2 separate regions of the Homo sapiens genome follow, and region 1 is linked to region 2. The links are chromatin loops, found by intact Hi-C in ENCODE. Cell type or tissue: IMR-90. All regions are shown on one strand.

Region 1 (8,000 bases), 120 kb before region 2:
GACATGGGGACATGAGGGAATCACTTTAAATTTCAAAACAGAGCAACCTAAATAAAAGTCAGCACAGAAACAGTCATTCAGCAGAAAGGAAGGCTTGGCTGGTCTGGACATGGATAGACTAGGGAGAGTGTGAGGTGCCTAATCCCATGCAAGATGGGCCGAAAATTTTGAGATGGCATTTAGAAAAAGACCCATAGAGGACTCATGAAATCTATCCTTGGAATGTCAGGAAATAATGAGAGACATTCAGGCAGTGGTCTGCGATTAGAGGCATGTTAGTTAGGCATGCTAATAATGGGATGGCGAAAGTTGGGGGTAAAGCAAGTCACCTAGACCTAGCAGCCTGAGGTGGACTTAGTGGGAGCTTTGTGCCTTGGGGGAGGCTGGGAAGGCACTGGCCGTGATCACGGCTCTCAGTAAACTCTGTGATAATCACTCAGAGTAACCTTTAGAGTTCAAACATTGTAGTACATTTTATCTCCATATGATTTGTCTTCCTACACAAATTTTTATTGTTTCTTTTAATGTAATTATATTTATGTAGCTGTATAACTATATGTTTAGTTATCTCTGAGGATTTAAAAGTTTACCTCTTGACGCAGTTAAATTTATCCAACTAATATATATTTTTTAAGTGTTTACTAAGTGCTAGGTACACTTTTATGTGCTGGAGATATAGCAGAAAGCAAAGTGCCCTCCTGAAGCTTACATTCTAGATGGGAGAGCCAAGCACACAAAATAAATAAGTAAATTATATAGTAGATTAGAAGGTCATAAGTGCCATGAAGAGAAATAAAACCCAGGAGGGAATTAGAGAATGGTAATGGTTGGACTTGGTAATGATGTCATTTAAATAAGGTAGTCATTGCAGACCTCACTGAGAGAGTGACATTTGAGCAAAAATTTAAAGGGGATGAGGGAGCAAGCCACATGGATATCCTAGGGTAGGCATTTGGGGCAGAGGGAACAAATGTGCAGGCGCTGAGGAGGGAGCTCACCTCATGTATACAGGAATAATAGAGGCCAACATGGCTGGAGCAGAGAGAGACTGGACAGTCGGACATGAAGGCAGAGAGGCAGTATGGCCAGGCTGCTTAGCCCCTTGAGAGCAATGCTTAGGAGTTTGATGCTTATCTGAATGAGGTGGGAAGCCATTAGAGTGTTTTAAATAGAGTGGTGACATACTCTGAATTAGGATTGAACAGGATCACTCTGGCTTCTATGTGGAGAATGATCTTAGGGAGGTAAGAGTGAAGGCAGGTAGACAAATTTGGAGGCTGTCGCAGGCAAGACATGGTATGGCTGTATGGTGGTGGTAAAAGTGGCTGGATTCTGGACGGATTTGGAGTAGAGCCAACAGAATATGCTGATAGTTTGGATATGGAGAGTGAAATAGGGAAGGGAGAAAAGGAGGGGGTGGGGTTGAGTCCAATTACTGGCAGGATTAGTTGCCAGTAACTGAGTTGGGGAAGTCTAAGAAGGCAGTGCCTACGTCTTTGGGTTAACTACATCTATGTATCATTGTTTTACAAACCAAGTCTGTGGTATTCTGAGTTGATTATGATTCACAGGAGGACATTTGAAAAGTATGCTGGGATTTTAATGCCAAAGAACTCAAAGGTTTTCATCTGTGTGATAAAAGTGAGAATCAAAATAAGTACATATAAAAATGTTTGGAAATGTTAAAGACAGCAAAAAAAAAAAAAAAGTAAATTTTATCACTGATGAGTACTTGAAGTCTGGAAAAATGAGGAATGCTTGTATATAAGTAAAGAATGTAAAAGAACTTCATGTGTAGTAATAAAAGCACCACTCCATATATACTCATCCAATATATACAATTTTTATTTCAATCAGATGTACTGCAGTTACAGGTTTAATGCCCATAAATTACTTTCCAATGAACTTCCTTTTAGCCCTTTGCTTACCATCTGTATGTTTCATTTTTGGAATATTCCCAAAGCCTTTTAAAAAATGTGTCAGTCCAGTGTATTCTGCTTTGTCCTTTGCTTCAACAGCAACATTCTTAGTCATTTTTCTGGGTGTAAGTCAGAGAAAAATAGCAAAAGTTGACTAAAGAGAAAGATGTGGTGAAAGTATCACATTTTCTTTTATAATGGGACAAAGTATTATGGCAAGCTACTCATAATTCTAACAGGAACTTAGATGATTTAACTAAAAAGAAGATAAAGGGCATATGGATGGGGAAGCAGTCCCCAAGACCACCATCAGCCTTGGCAATTCACTAGAAGGACTTACAACATTTGTTATCATCTGGTTATGCTTTATTTAACACAGCCAAAGGATACAGATTAAACTTAGCAAAGGGCAAAGGCACATGGGGCAAAGCCCAGGAGAAAACAGGCATAAGCTTCTAGGTGTCCACTCCTACTGAAGTTGTACTCAAAACAACAATGTGTGCCAATACATGCAAAGCGTTGCTAGCCAGGGAAGCTCACCTGAGCCTTGGTGTCCTGGGCTTTTATTGTAGTTAGATGTGACTGACTTCAGCTACTCAGACTCCAGCCTCTCCAGAGCAAAGATAGGAGTTTATCATGAGTCATCTAGTTAACTAAAGTGTTACTGCCATGTAACCCAAGGCCTCGAGTGTATAAAAACCTCTTTATCAGGCAGAATATTCCAAGGGCTCGTCTCTCATGAGCTGGTAAAGGGCCAGTCCTGAAGACTTCTCTTGGGAATGTGTATGGTTTGAGCAATTCAGGTCTGCTAATATAACCCTTTCCCATTTAACATAGTAGATCCTTGAACATTGTATTAGTGCTTCTTAGAGGCATTATTACTATTAGAGAGTAAACTTATAGTATCTTATCCTAGAAGATATGATATAAGGACATACCAAAAATACACATAATGTCAAGAACGGTTTAGCTAAATTCATAAATGAGTGAACCAGATTAGATTGCATAAGTGAGGTTAGTAGTACTTTTTTTGTGGGGCGCTTCCCCTGAAAATCTGTAATCAGTGTCATGACTCACCCATAGGAGTTTGCAGACAAAGGGCTAGAGGAACAGAGAAACTAACCCACAAGTATATGTGATATTTATTGGGTTCAGGAAAAAGGTCAAAAGGAGGAAAGTTACCCTGGAGGTTGATGTTGAATTCTGGAATAGTCTCAGGAATCTGTTGAAAAACTGCAGAGTAATGAAACAGTACTTAGGAAAAAAAAGCATGACTTTGGTGAGAAAATTGGAATGAAAGAAAAAGGATAGGGAAGAAATGAAGATGATTTCCAAATAATTGGTTTGAGAAAATGTAGTGAAGAAGTTAAGAAAGTTCTGATTGGAAGAATTTAGTTTTAGGTGTATAAATGAGCACCTTAGACGGCAGGTTATGAGGAAGGAGGTGGGAGTGAGCAAATGACCACGTGCAGCCATGCAGCCATATTCTTGTGGGAAGTCCCAGGATTGAGACACTGCAGGCAGCTTGCAGGGAGAAAGGAAGTGAGGCATAATGGCTAAAATCTTGACTGTGACTCAGACACACCTGAAGTCAAAAATAAACCTGACCACTCACTGAATAATGCTGGGTAGGTTATTTCACCATTCTAAATCTCACTTTCCTCATCTATTTCCAACAAAATTACCCATAAAATAATTTTGGGGATTAAATATGATAATGAAATACACGTTCTTTGCACAGTAAAAGCAGTAAAAATTTTCTGGGAAAAAAGCATAAGAAGGATTTTCCACAGAGGTATTAAGAGAAGCAGGAGAATACGGTATCCCAGAAACTAATTTCCCAAAGTGTCAGGGAAGAGGAAGAGTGTGGTGTATTATCCTAGGTGGGGAGATTCTGGAGAGTGAGTACTAGGAAAGGGATACTGGGTTTTTCTAATGGGAATTTGAAAAAGGGCTTGGCCTGAGCAGCTTTAATTAGTATATTAGGGTTCTCCAGAGAAACAGAACCAGTAGATCCATGTCTACACCTACATCTGTTTATCTATCTATATCTAGAATTGGCTAGATTATGGGAATTGGCCATTATGGGAATGGGCTTTTGTAATTTGGAGGCTGAGAGGTCCCACAATCTGCCATTTGCACTCTGGAGACCCAGGAAAACAGGTGGAATAGGTCCAGCCTGAATATAAAGGCCTGAGAACTAGGACCACTGTTGGTGTAAATCCCAGGCAAAGGACAGGAGAAGACCAATGTTCCAGCCCAAGCAGTTAGGCCGAGAGAAAATCTTCCCTCTCTTTTTGTTCTGTTTGGGCCCACCCACATTGGGAGGACAGTCTGCTTTACTCAGTTTAGTCTCTTCTGGAAACACCCTCATAGACACATCCAGAAATGATGTTTGACCAAATACTTGTGTACCCTGTGATTCTGTCAAGTTGACACAAAACTATCACAACTGGTAAGAAAAGAAGTCACATATGTAAACATCAAAGGGGGAGAATTGGTGATACAGAATTAAAGATATTTAATTTACAGATTCAAGGAGTTACATTGCCAGTTGAAAGATAATATACATTGGCATTTGTGGAAAGTGGAAAATGTATTTTGATTAAACATCAAAATTTTAAAAAATTATATTTAAGTTTATAAGTAATTTTTTTCATCTGTTGCATTTCATCAGGACTTATATTTCTGCATTTAGGATTTTTTGTGACTGTGTAAGCATGTTTTTATTAGTATGGTGAATCAGTTAGCTTTATCTGTATATAGACTTTGGTTGATGAAGAAGTAGATTGGTAATTGCTTTTTTCCTCAGATCTGTTTGGTTACTTGGAATATTTAGCTGAAAGTTATAAATGTGCAGTTGAGCAGGAAGAAGAAGAAAACTTTTGGCATCAAATATTCTATATTTCTCAAAATATTTGATATTTTTAGTCTCCTGAAGAGACTGCAAGGTTGAGAATAAACAATGCATTGTACATATTTTAAAAATAGCATTCTCTGAGTGATAGTTTTGTGAGCGTTTCCTCCTGGGGTCATGGTGCACTTCCCCTCAGTTGGACTGACCTCGATGTTCTCATTGAGAAGATGATGATGGCTGCTAGTATTTATTGAGCACTTTCTAAATCCTAGGCACCATTTTAATGCTTTAAGTATATCAGCTAATTTAAGCTTCACAGAAACCCTATGAGGGAGGTACTATTATTTGATCCATTTTACAGAGGAGGAAACAGGAACGTAGGTAAGGATGTGATGATGCTAGGATTCAAACCCAGGAAGTGTGGCTCCAGCTTGCACCCTCAAACACTGATAGTGTTTTGAGGTGAATGATAACTAGCTTTTTTTTTTTTAAACACTTACTATGAAGTGAGGGCTTTAAAGGTGCTACCTCATTTAATCTCCCAACCAGTCAGTGAGACAAATAGCATTTTATTTTAAATGAAGAAATAGGTTTAGATAGCTTGTCCAAAGTCATACAGTGACAAACAACTGTGACCCCATGCCAGCCCTCTTAACCATCTCACCAGTCTGCCTTCAGGAATGTATTGCAGGAAGAAAAATTTTACTTTGGTTTTCAGGAGCATTTTGTGGTTTAGTTTAACTGTTATTTGAAACTGTATAGGGTTGAGATTTAGCTGTTGGCTTCATTATTTTTATTCATCCTCTTTTCTATACTTTATTTTTTAGTCAGTAATGCTACAAAAGTGTTTTCATGGTTAAAGCTATTGCTGAGAGAGCCATAGCTTGTCCTTCAGACCATTACAGAAAATCTTTTACTCTTTAGAGAAAGTTTTTAAAAATATATTGCAAATTTTCTTTAGTGGCCAAGTTCAATAGGTTAAATAAATTGTTTTGGACTAAGGGAGACTGACTATTCATCTTTATTTTCAGGCAGAGTAATACAGTACTACAGTTTTTTAAAAAAAAAAACCTCAGAGACATCATTTTCTTATATTTTTGTTTATAGTTATTTAGGGAAGGTATAGATTTTCTTGCCCACTTTGTATTTTCAATGCCTAACATAGTTCCAGGATTTTATTTTATTTTATTATTTTTTTTTTGAGACTGTCACCCAGACTGGAGTGCAGTGGGGTGATCTTGGCTCACTGCAACTTCTGCCACCCAGCTTCAAGCGATCCTCCCACCTCAGCCTCCCAAGTAGCTGGGACCCCAGGTACATGCCACAACACCCAAATAATTTTTGTATTTTTTTGTAGAGACAGGGTTTCACCATGTTGCCCAGGCTGGTCTCCAACTCCTGGGCTCAAGTGCTGCAACTGCCTCAGCCTCCCAACTGCTGGGATAACAGGCATGAGCCACTGTGCCTGGCCCATAATTCCTGGATTTAATACTTTTTCAATACATAGTAGAATTTATTGGTATTTATAAGAAATTCTTATCCCCAACTTGGGTAAGGAATTGATATTCCAGTACTGGATCACAATGCACTGCAAAGCATAACAGGCAAAAATTACTACTTTTTAAGTGATTCAGCATAAAAAATACACTTAATTATGCTCAATATTAACTTCTGAAAATAATATTAAAATAAAAAATTCTGAAAATAATTTAGAATAGTGTATTCTAAAACCATCATTAAGAAAATCAACTAAAATTGTAATAAAGAAATACTAATCAGAAGATCTTCAATTGTTAGACTGCTAGATAAGCTAGAATTTATTTATAGCTTATCTTAGAAAGTGTAACCGTTTCATTTTCTCTTTTGGCCTTCTGTAAGCAAAATTAGATGCCCCAGTACTCTCATAAGTGACGTTTGTACACTCGTATCTCTACCCTCGTTTCCCTTTGCCTCCATGAAAATAATACAGATTTTACTTTTTTTCTACATATGAAATGATAACCAATCTCTGAAAAGCTGGATACTAATGGTTTGTAGTTTAGTAGTAACATGCACCAGGCTAACCTCTACCACTAAATTATGAATTTAGTTAGATAGCCACTACATTTCTCACTCAGGTGGTCTCTGGTGGATGGGGGAGGAACCCTTCAGACTTGACATCAGAAAATGTTTGTGAGCACTTTAAACATATTTTACATGAATTATTCTAATATAAGGAAGTTATACAATTATCATCACTGGTATAACAAAGAAAGTGGGCTTCACATTATATAATGAAAAAGTGTGCTGTCTTCATGAAAACCTTTCAGGGGACAATGATAGAAATGTTCTTTGACTGTACAGAGCTGCAGTTAATAAAAGCCTGACCTAAAGTTTTTTTTTAATGTTGTATTTTAAGGTGGTGAACACCGTTATTATACATGGTGTGGTTTTGCTGTGTGGCCTCAGGTTTCTAATTACTCCTTCAGCAGCGTGTGCAAATTCTTGGAGGTTCCATATACTATCATTTCATATTGTGGATTTTTGTTTGGAAATTACCTTTTAGGGAGCAAAAGTATTCTTGATTTTGATTAAGAGCTCTCGGTTTTGGCCAGGCACTGTGGCTCACGCCTGTAATCCCAGCACTTAGGGAGGCTGAGGCGGGCGGATCACGAGGTCAGGAGATCGAGACCATCCTGGCTAACATGGTGAAACCCCGTCTCTACTAAAAATACAAAAAATTAGCTGGGCGTGGTGGCGGGTGCCTGTAGTCCCACTGCTTGGGAGGCTGAGGCAGGAGAATGGCATGAACCTAGGAGGTGGAGCTTGCAGTGAGCCAAGATTGCTCCACTGCACTCCAGCCTGGGCAACAGAGCGAGACTCCGTCTTAAAAAAAAAAAAAAAAAAAAGGAGCTCTCAGTTTTAAGATTTTCCTTTTTGTCTGAGTCCACGGGCTTTACACATCAGGGAGTATAATTTTAGGGAACGATTCTGCAGTACCAAAGCCATAGGTTTTCTTAGGATTTGACATATTTAAGAATAAGGTTAGATTTATTTCACTACAAAAATTTACCAAGGACATGTAAGGTTTTACTTTGGTATTGAGGAAACATTCTTCAAAAAATTATTTTAATTATGCATTTAATAAAACTGAAATAGAAAAGTGAGGAGACCTTTTAAAATATATGCATTTTATTACTATAGTTAAAATATGTAGCAACAGTGAAATAGTATGTGAGACCACA
Region 2 (8,000 bases):
GATAATTTGAAAATGTTAGATAGAAAATTCTAGAAGTATATAATTCATAAGTTTAAAATTGTGCTTCTGAGCAGTGTGATGAAACCTCTCACTGTCCGTACTCCATACTGCCCAGAACGTGAATCATCCCTTTGTTCAGTGTATTACACACTGTTTATGCTATGACCTGCCCATGGGTCACTTGTTAACTGCCTCAGTTGGCAGATTTAAAAAAAACATAATATATACGGGTTTGGTACTGTCTGCAGTTTGGGGGTCTTGGTTGCAGGTATCCCCTGTGGGTCTTGGTTGCAGGTATCCCCTGTGGGTAACAGGGGACTACACTACTATCAAAGACAAGTCTCTAAGGAACAAGTGGTAGTGGTGGGAGGCGCATAAATGAATTATAAAGTAACTTCGCAAAAACATCTGCTGTTTTACAGTGCTTGAAGAATTTTACAATGTGGAAATGGAAGAAATCTTGCAGACTGTGTCTTTTAAGGCCTTAGTTTCAAAAATAAGTAAACTGGTGTTCAGAGAAGTCAAATGACACTGCCAAGACCATGCTATAACTTAATTCCTTGGCTCCTAGTCCAAGGCAATTTCTTTTCACAAAATACACAGGCCTGGACTTTGAAGTTTATTAATGAAATTTTGTCAGCTTGATATGTTGCCATCTTTCAAGTGCAGAAATTAATTAATTTTTAAAATTAAGAGCTGTGTAGGAGAGAAATGGAAGCAATTTTCTTAAATTACTTATAATCAGAAGGACTAGGAGATTCCTTATTCATTCTTCATTTATTCAACAGAAATTTCTTGAGCACTGCCAGTCTGGCACAGTACCTGGCACACAGTGGGAGTTCAATAGCCATTTGCAAGACAAATTATAGAATGGGCATCTATTGACTGAATGTTTGCCAGGTAGACAAGACTAGGGGTCTGGAGGTAAGTGACAAAGACATTCTAGGTAGTGGGAACATGTCATGAGCATAAAATACCATGATGGGGTTCAGGGAATCTCTACATCTATCAACTTGTGAGCAGTTGTGAGCCCCAAAGGTGTGAACTGGCTAATGCAGAATTCAATTTCAGTTTTAGAAGGATCCTTTTCTTGTCAGCATAGAGAATGGATTTAGGGTTATGGATGGGAGTGAGCATGAGGTCAAGGGCTGAGATACTAATCAAAAGGTTACTATTATAGTAAGCCTAGGAAAGAAATGATGAGGACTCTTCTCATTTTGACTTTCCTTCAAAACTCAAACTCTCCCTAAACTTTCCCATGTAAAATGCACATATCCCAAATCCTAAAATTTGATCTCTAACACTAGCCAGTTTAGGAAGATAAAAAATGAAAGGGGGAAAGTTGAAGGCATTTCCCCTAAGAAGTGGAACAAGACAGGGATGCCTACTTTCACCACTTCTATTCAACACAGTGCTATTAATAGAAATCCCATCCATAGCAATCAGGCAAGAGAAAGAAATAAAGGGCATCCAAATTAGAAAAGAGGAAGTCAAACTATCTCCATTTGTCAGGATAATCATATATCTAGAAAAACCTAAAGACTCCTCCAAAAGACTACTAGATTTGATAAATGAATTTAGTAAAGTCTTAGTTTACAAAACTAATGTACCCAAATCAGTAGCCCTGCTATACACCAACAACAACCAAGCTGAGAGCCAAATCAAGAACTCAATCCCTTTTATAAGAGTTGTAAAAAAAAAAAAAAAAAAAAACCCACCGATGAATATACTTAATCGAAGAGGTGGAAGATCTCTATAAGGAGAACTATAAAATGCAGCTGAAAGAAGTCATAGATGACACAAACACAGGGAAATATATGCCATGCTCCTGGATTGGAAGAATCAATATTGTGAAAATAACCATACTTCCCAAAGCAATCTACAGATTCAGTGCAATTCCTATCAAAATACCAACATAATTTTTCACAGAATTAGAAAAAACAATCCTAAAATTTATATGGAACCAAAAAAAGAGCCCCAACAGCCAAAGCAATACTAAGTAAAAAGAATAAATCTGGAGGCATCACATTACCTGACTTCAAATTATACTACAAAGGTATAGTTATCAAAACAGCATAGCACTGGTACAAAAGTAGATACATAGACCAATGGAACAGAATAGAGAACTCAGAACCAATTGATCTTTGACAAAGCATACAAAAACATAAACTGGGGAAAGGACACTGTATCCATTAAAAGGTGCTTGGAAAACAGGATAGCAACATGTACAGGAATGAAACTGGATCCCTGTCACTCACCATATACAAAAATAAACTCAAGATGGATCAAACGCTTATATCTAAGATGTGAAACCATAAAATTTCTAGAAGAAAACGTAATAAAAACTCTTCTGGACATTGGCCTAGGCAAGGAATTTATGACTAAGACCCAAAAAGCAAATGCAACAAAACCAAAAATAAATAAATGGGACCTAATTAAACTAAAAAGCTTCTGCACAGCAAAAGAAATAAACATCAGAGTAAACAGGCAACCCACAAAATGGGAGAAGATATTTGTAAACTATGCATCTGACAAAGGACTAATATCCAGTATCTATAAGGAACTCAAACAAATCAGCAAGAAGAAAACAAATAATCCCATCAAAAAGTGAGCAAATGACATCAATAGACATTTCTCAAAAGAAGATATACAAATGGACAACAAACATATGAAAAAATGCTCAACATACTAATCATTAGGGAAATGTAAACTAAAACCACAATGAGATACCACCTTATTCCAGTAATAATGGCTATTACTAAAAAGGCAATAACAATAGATATTGGTATGAATTTTGTGAAAACAGAATGCTTGTAGAATGCTGGTAGGAATGTAAATTAGTACAACCTCTATAAAAAACAGTATGGAGATTTCTTTCTTTCCTTCTATGTATTTATTTATGAGACAGGGTCTTGCTCTGTCACCCAGACTGGAATGCAGTGGCATGATTTGGCTCACCACAACCTCAGCCTCCTGGGCTCAAGCGATCCTCCCATCTCTGCCTCCTGAGTAGCTGGGACTACAGGTGCATGCCACCGAGCCTGGCTAATTTTTTTTTGGTATTTTTTTGTAGAGAGGGAGATTCACCATGTTGCCTAGGCTGGTCTCGTACTCCTTGGCTCAAGCAATCCACCTGCCTCGACCTCCCAAAATGCTAGGATTACAGACATGAACCACGGCACCTTTCTTTCATTCTTAAAGAAAGAACTTTAAGTACTAAAAGTAGATCTACTATTCAGTCCAGCAATCCCACTACTGGGTATCTATCCAAAGAAAAAGAAGTCATTATATATTAAAAAAAAACACCTGCACATGTATATTTATTGCAACACAATTCACAATTGCAAAGATATGAAACCAATCTAAGTACCCATCAACTGATGAATAGATAAAGAAACTGTGGTGTATATATACCATGGAATACTACTCAGTCATAAAAAAGAATGAAATAATGTCTTTTGCAGCAACTTGATGGAGCTAGAGGCGTTATTCCAAGCGAAGTAACTCGGAAATAGAAAACCAAAAACTGTAGTTCTCACTTATAAGTGGAAATTAAGCTATGGGTACGTAAAGGCATATGGAGTGGTATAATGGACTTTGGAGACTCAGAAAGAGGGAGAGTGGGAAGGGGGTGAGGGATAAAAAAATACATATTGGGTACACATACATATCCGGTGATGGGTGCACTAAAATCTCATATATATATGTATATATATATATATGTATATTTATATGTATATTTCATCCATGTAACCAAAACCCACTTGTGCTCCAAAAGCTATTGATATATATATATATATATAATTTTCATATGTTTTTATATATATGAAAAAAGACAGCAAATCCCTGTCTTCCAAATCTCAAGTCATAGGAAGAGAAAAACATTCATAAAATTCTAGGTTTGGAGATTTGATTTGTCGGCTGAAACCTCTTTCTGTTAATGTTGATTCCTTACACTGGAAAATTCCTAGACTATTATTTGTATGAGTGAGAATTTCTTTTCTGATTTTCAATCCAAACCACATGGAAAGAAGGTTAAAATGGAGCCCGTGCACTTTGAATTTATTCTCAGCATTTAGGCTGCAGTATCACAGCCCAATTTCCACCAGTAGGAGGCATTATCTAAACATGTTGAGAAATATTCATTCCTAAGGAATGACATTGTTTCCTTATCTGGCTCAATTCAGTCTGAGAAGGACTGTTGTTTCTGATGAAGAAAGAGCTCCACCCTCGGCCACTGCCACAGCTGCTCTGCCAATAACAAAGGCACAGCATTTTCCCTCTGTGCATCTCCAACATGGATGCTTTTCAGGGCATTTTAAAATTCTTCCTTAATCAGAAAACTGTTATTGGCTACAGCTTCATGGCTCTGCTGACCGTGGGAAGTGAGCGTCTCTTTTCTGTTGTGGCTTTTAAGTGCCCCTGCAGCACTGAGAATATGACCTATGGGCTGGTTTTCCTCTTTGCTCCTGCCTGGGTGTTACTGATCCTGGGATTCTTTCTGAACAATAGGTCGTGGAGACTCTTCACAGGCTGCTGTGTGAATCCCAGGAAAATCTTTCCCAGAGGCCACAGCTGCCGTTTCTTCTACGTCCTCGGCCAGATCACTCTGAGCTCATTGGTGGCTCCAGTGATGTGGCTTTCTGTGGCTCTGCTCAATGGAACTTTCTATGAATGTGCCATGAGCGGGACGAGAAGTTCAGGACTCCTGGAACTGATTTGCAAGGGTAAGCCCAAAGAGTGCTGGGAAGAACTTCACAAAGTATCTTGTGGCAAAACTAGCATGCTACCTACCGTCAATGAAGAACTGAAACTCTCCCTTCAGGCCCAGTCTCAGGTAAGAAAAGACAAACTCGCCTTTTTCTCTCAGCATGAGCTCGAAGTATTCTCTCTGTGCTCCTTTCAGCCAGGGCTGTCTGTGTCCTGTCAGAATATTTTGAAACTAAATGGAAACTGAAACATGATGCAGCATTGAGACTATCTCAGGAAAAGCTTTTGAAAGGCTGGGTGGCTCAATAAAGTTGCTGACTGGATTATCTCTTTTCCGGTTCTGAAAAGAAAATATCCACTGGATTGTCCACATATAAATACTTAAGTACTTTAAAACAGTCTCTCTGGGTCTGTAAATAAATAATGCCTAACACTAAATCATAAATTGAGTGTTAATGGCAGAGCTGTAATTAGAAATTACTGCCTTCTATCAATTATTTACATTCAAGTTGTTTTCTCAAACACACACATGTATTATTCATCTATTAAAATGTAGCTGAATGAAATGAGTTATTACTTTTCAAAGTTGCATGTAATATAATTAGTGTGGAGATTCTCTTGAATGATTTCTGGCAACTGCTATCTCTGTGTATAAATATTGTCAAGATTGAGAAGAATTTTCCTTGTATGGTAGGAATCAGCAGTTTTTAAATAGCCTTCTGTGAAAAAGTGACTGTACTCTCTAGGGAGATTATGTTTTATACTCTTTGTGCTGTACAGCTAAAGGGGTTCTTAATTACTTCAGAAGCTCAAGATTTGGGCATTGTTTTATTTAACAGAAGGAAATCATATCTTTACCTAATTGATGCAGGGAAGTAGCCTGTCATTCCTCCAGGCACATGAACACAAATCCAGATGTACAGCCTTAGGAAGGACTAACTTCCCATTTATAGGTAGTAAGAATTGCATTCCCAAAAGCAAAACAAGTGGTAAGAGTTGATAAGCAGATCCACAAATTGTCAGGAATGCTATCTGTTTCAGAATAAAGGCACAGAAATAGCATTATTTTACTTTTTCGACAAGGATTTGCCTTGGTAACAACAAATCAAGGCAAAATCTGTTTTTAAAATCATACACTCCAAAGCTGGTTGGCAGTAAAGTCATACTCTTCATAAATTGATAAGTCAAAAAATACTCCAAAACAAAATCTTTTCTTTAATGCATAAAGCACATCTTAGATAAAACATATCAGGCTCCCAAATGTCTTGTGTCTTTTATTGAAGAAGGGTATAACTTACAACTCTTATGACAGAATGATTGATTTATGGTGTATGTCCTCAGTCACCAGGCTCCATTCAGTCAGTGGCAGGCCCAAACACTTATCATTGTGTGAGCTTCTCCTCTCTAAACACAGGTACAAGGAAATCTTGCACATCATGTCATAGCTTAGGCTGAGCACACTGACCTGCTGATTCTTCATCAGAATGAGAAGGACCTGGGGCTGATTCCTGTGGGAAGATGCATAAGGAATGTGGGCAAGAGAACTTGTATCAATAGCAGGTGCTGACTACAGAGGTTCAGATAGGCAGGAGGCAGCATATAGTCCAGACCAACAATAGGTGTACATGTGCCTGGAGGCGGAAAAGAACATTCATCCATGGGTGGGGCAGATAAAAAATCTAGCTGGATGACTCTCTATTCTTAAGGAAGATAGAATGGAGTAGTGGAAAGAGCTCAGTCTTGGAATTGTCTGGCGTTGGGTTTGTATGCTGATGCTACCAATCACCAGCTATGTGACCTAGAACTAGTGGTTCGACCTCTTTGAGTCCCAGTTTTCTCATAGTTAGTGGTAATATCACTTACTTTGGAGAGTTGTCGGAAGATTTAGAGATGATAGATACAAATGGGCATAAAGCTTCTGGTACACAGTATTTGTTCCAAGTCAATGAGGAAAACTGCCATGGTTTGGGGGAGGACATATGCAAAATAAGACACTTTTGAGGGCTGGTATGGAAGCATCCACCAAGCTCTAGTTTGACTCTGGGTACTGTGAATTGAGGGAAAGCATCGGTCAATGCAAACGTCATGTGAAAGGGGGAAGGGGACCTGAAGCTGATGGAATAGTTTATAATTCAGCTGGAACTGGCTCAGGTACTGAGATGAGATGGCGTACAGAAGCCTCAGCTGTGGAAAAAGAGGAAGACAGACGATGAAGGAAGGAGGAACATATAAGGTAGCCAACCACAATCCATTCAGGGACTTTCACTTGATGGTAGTTGTGCCTCACTCATTAATTATAAGTACAGAAAGATATTATGAGTTCAGTAACACATTTACATAAGTGTATATATATTTGAAGAATAGCAGCATATAATATTAGCTAAAACTTAATGAATACATGTGTCCAGTATCATTTCATTAGGTCCATCAAATTACCCTTCAAGGTGAGTAACCCTCGTTTCACAAGTGAAGAAACTGAGATAAAAAGAATACGCATAGTAAGGGGAAAGTTTAGATTTAAACCTGAGTAGTGCCAGTCCAGAGTTGGCATTGGTGCAGAGGTTGAGACCCTTCACAAACACTCTATATCTGAGTCAAAGGTTGGGAACCACTGATTTAAAGCTTATTTGTGGTTTTGTTATGGTCTGAATGGGTTCATTTGTAGATTATTATTTCTATTTTCAAATAGGCTCATCTGCTAAAGAATATTAAGGATCATTTAAACTAAATGTCAAGAGACACTTTGAAAAAGATGTTAGTTTTCCAAACATAAAATTAATTTCAATTGTGAAAACAGAGTTAGAGCCAAAAAAGTTAGAAGATAATTTAAGCTATTTAAACTTCTGCTTTTAAGATCCAGGGGAGAAAAGCTGAACCATTTCATATTCAGGAAAGAGTTTGTTTTTTCTAATTACCAAAAATCAAGACAAATCATTTTCAAGGTTTTAATGATCCTAATTTTTTCTCAGCCTTTAAATTCTTATAGCTTCAGCTTCCTGATTGTATCGTCTGTCTCCCTTTTCCATGGACAGTAAGTAATGACAGAAAAAAATTAGTCTCTAGCCATGTATATACATTTATCAATGCCTAAAAATGCCTGGCTGAAGAGCTGGTCATTTACTCAAATGACCACATTTACTTATGCACAGAATATTTTCCTATCAGAGCTAATACTATTTGAGCTTGATTTCTGTAAGTCTTATGTAATCTATACTTTGTACTCTTTTCTATCTGCCTGCCTTCTGGTTATTTCTTTGCACCAGCAATGTTGGGGAGGAGAATAGAGATTA

Evidence for each region. Hi-C counts contacts between places; a loop is a spot of excess contacts. Peaks named below come from ENCODE experiments on the same cell type or tissue, not always from the same donor. Only the 100,000 strongest peaks of a DNase experiment are listed, where the experiment ranks them.
Region 1: a loop joins it to region 2, with 2.5 times the contacts of the local background. A loop is called at or near these places in 7 of 110 quality-filtered maps.

What each region holds. Positions count from the first base shown.
Region 1 is chr6:116,384,121-116,392,120 of GRCh38, forward strand. All of the region lies in intron 1 of DSE (dermatan sulfate epimerase), which reads left to right. Among named protein-coding and RNA genes, the nearest start is that of DSE, 17 kb to the left of the region's middle. RefSeq lists silencers at 2,306-2,600, 2,492-2,561 and enhancers at 5,084-5,133, 5,164-5,263, 6,550-6,709. In IMR-90, no CTCF peak of the experiment used is centred here; DNase peaks (open chromatin) are centred at 1,511, 2,591, 2,991 and 3,451; H3K27ac peaks cover 770 bases.
Region 2 is chr6:116,507,400-116,515,399 of GRCh38, forward strand. The region is part of intron 3 of TRAPPC3L (trafficking protein particle complex subunit 3L); the gene reads right to left. It overlaps CALHM5 (calcium homeostasis modulator family member 5), which reads left to right and starts at 4,240. Exons shown (of 2, transcript NM_153711.5): 1 at 4,240-4,837. The coding sequence starts at 4,298. RefSeq lists an enhancer at 3,951-4,532. In IMR-90, a CTCF peak has its summit at 4,115 (motif pointing right); DNase peaks (open chromatin) are centred at 142 and 4,162; H3K4me3 peaks cover 2,212 bases; H3K27ac peaks cover 983 bases.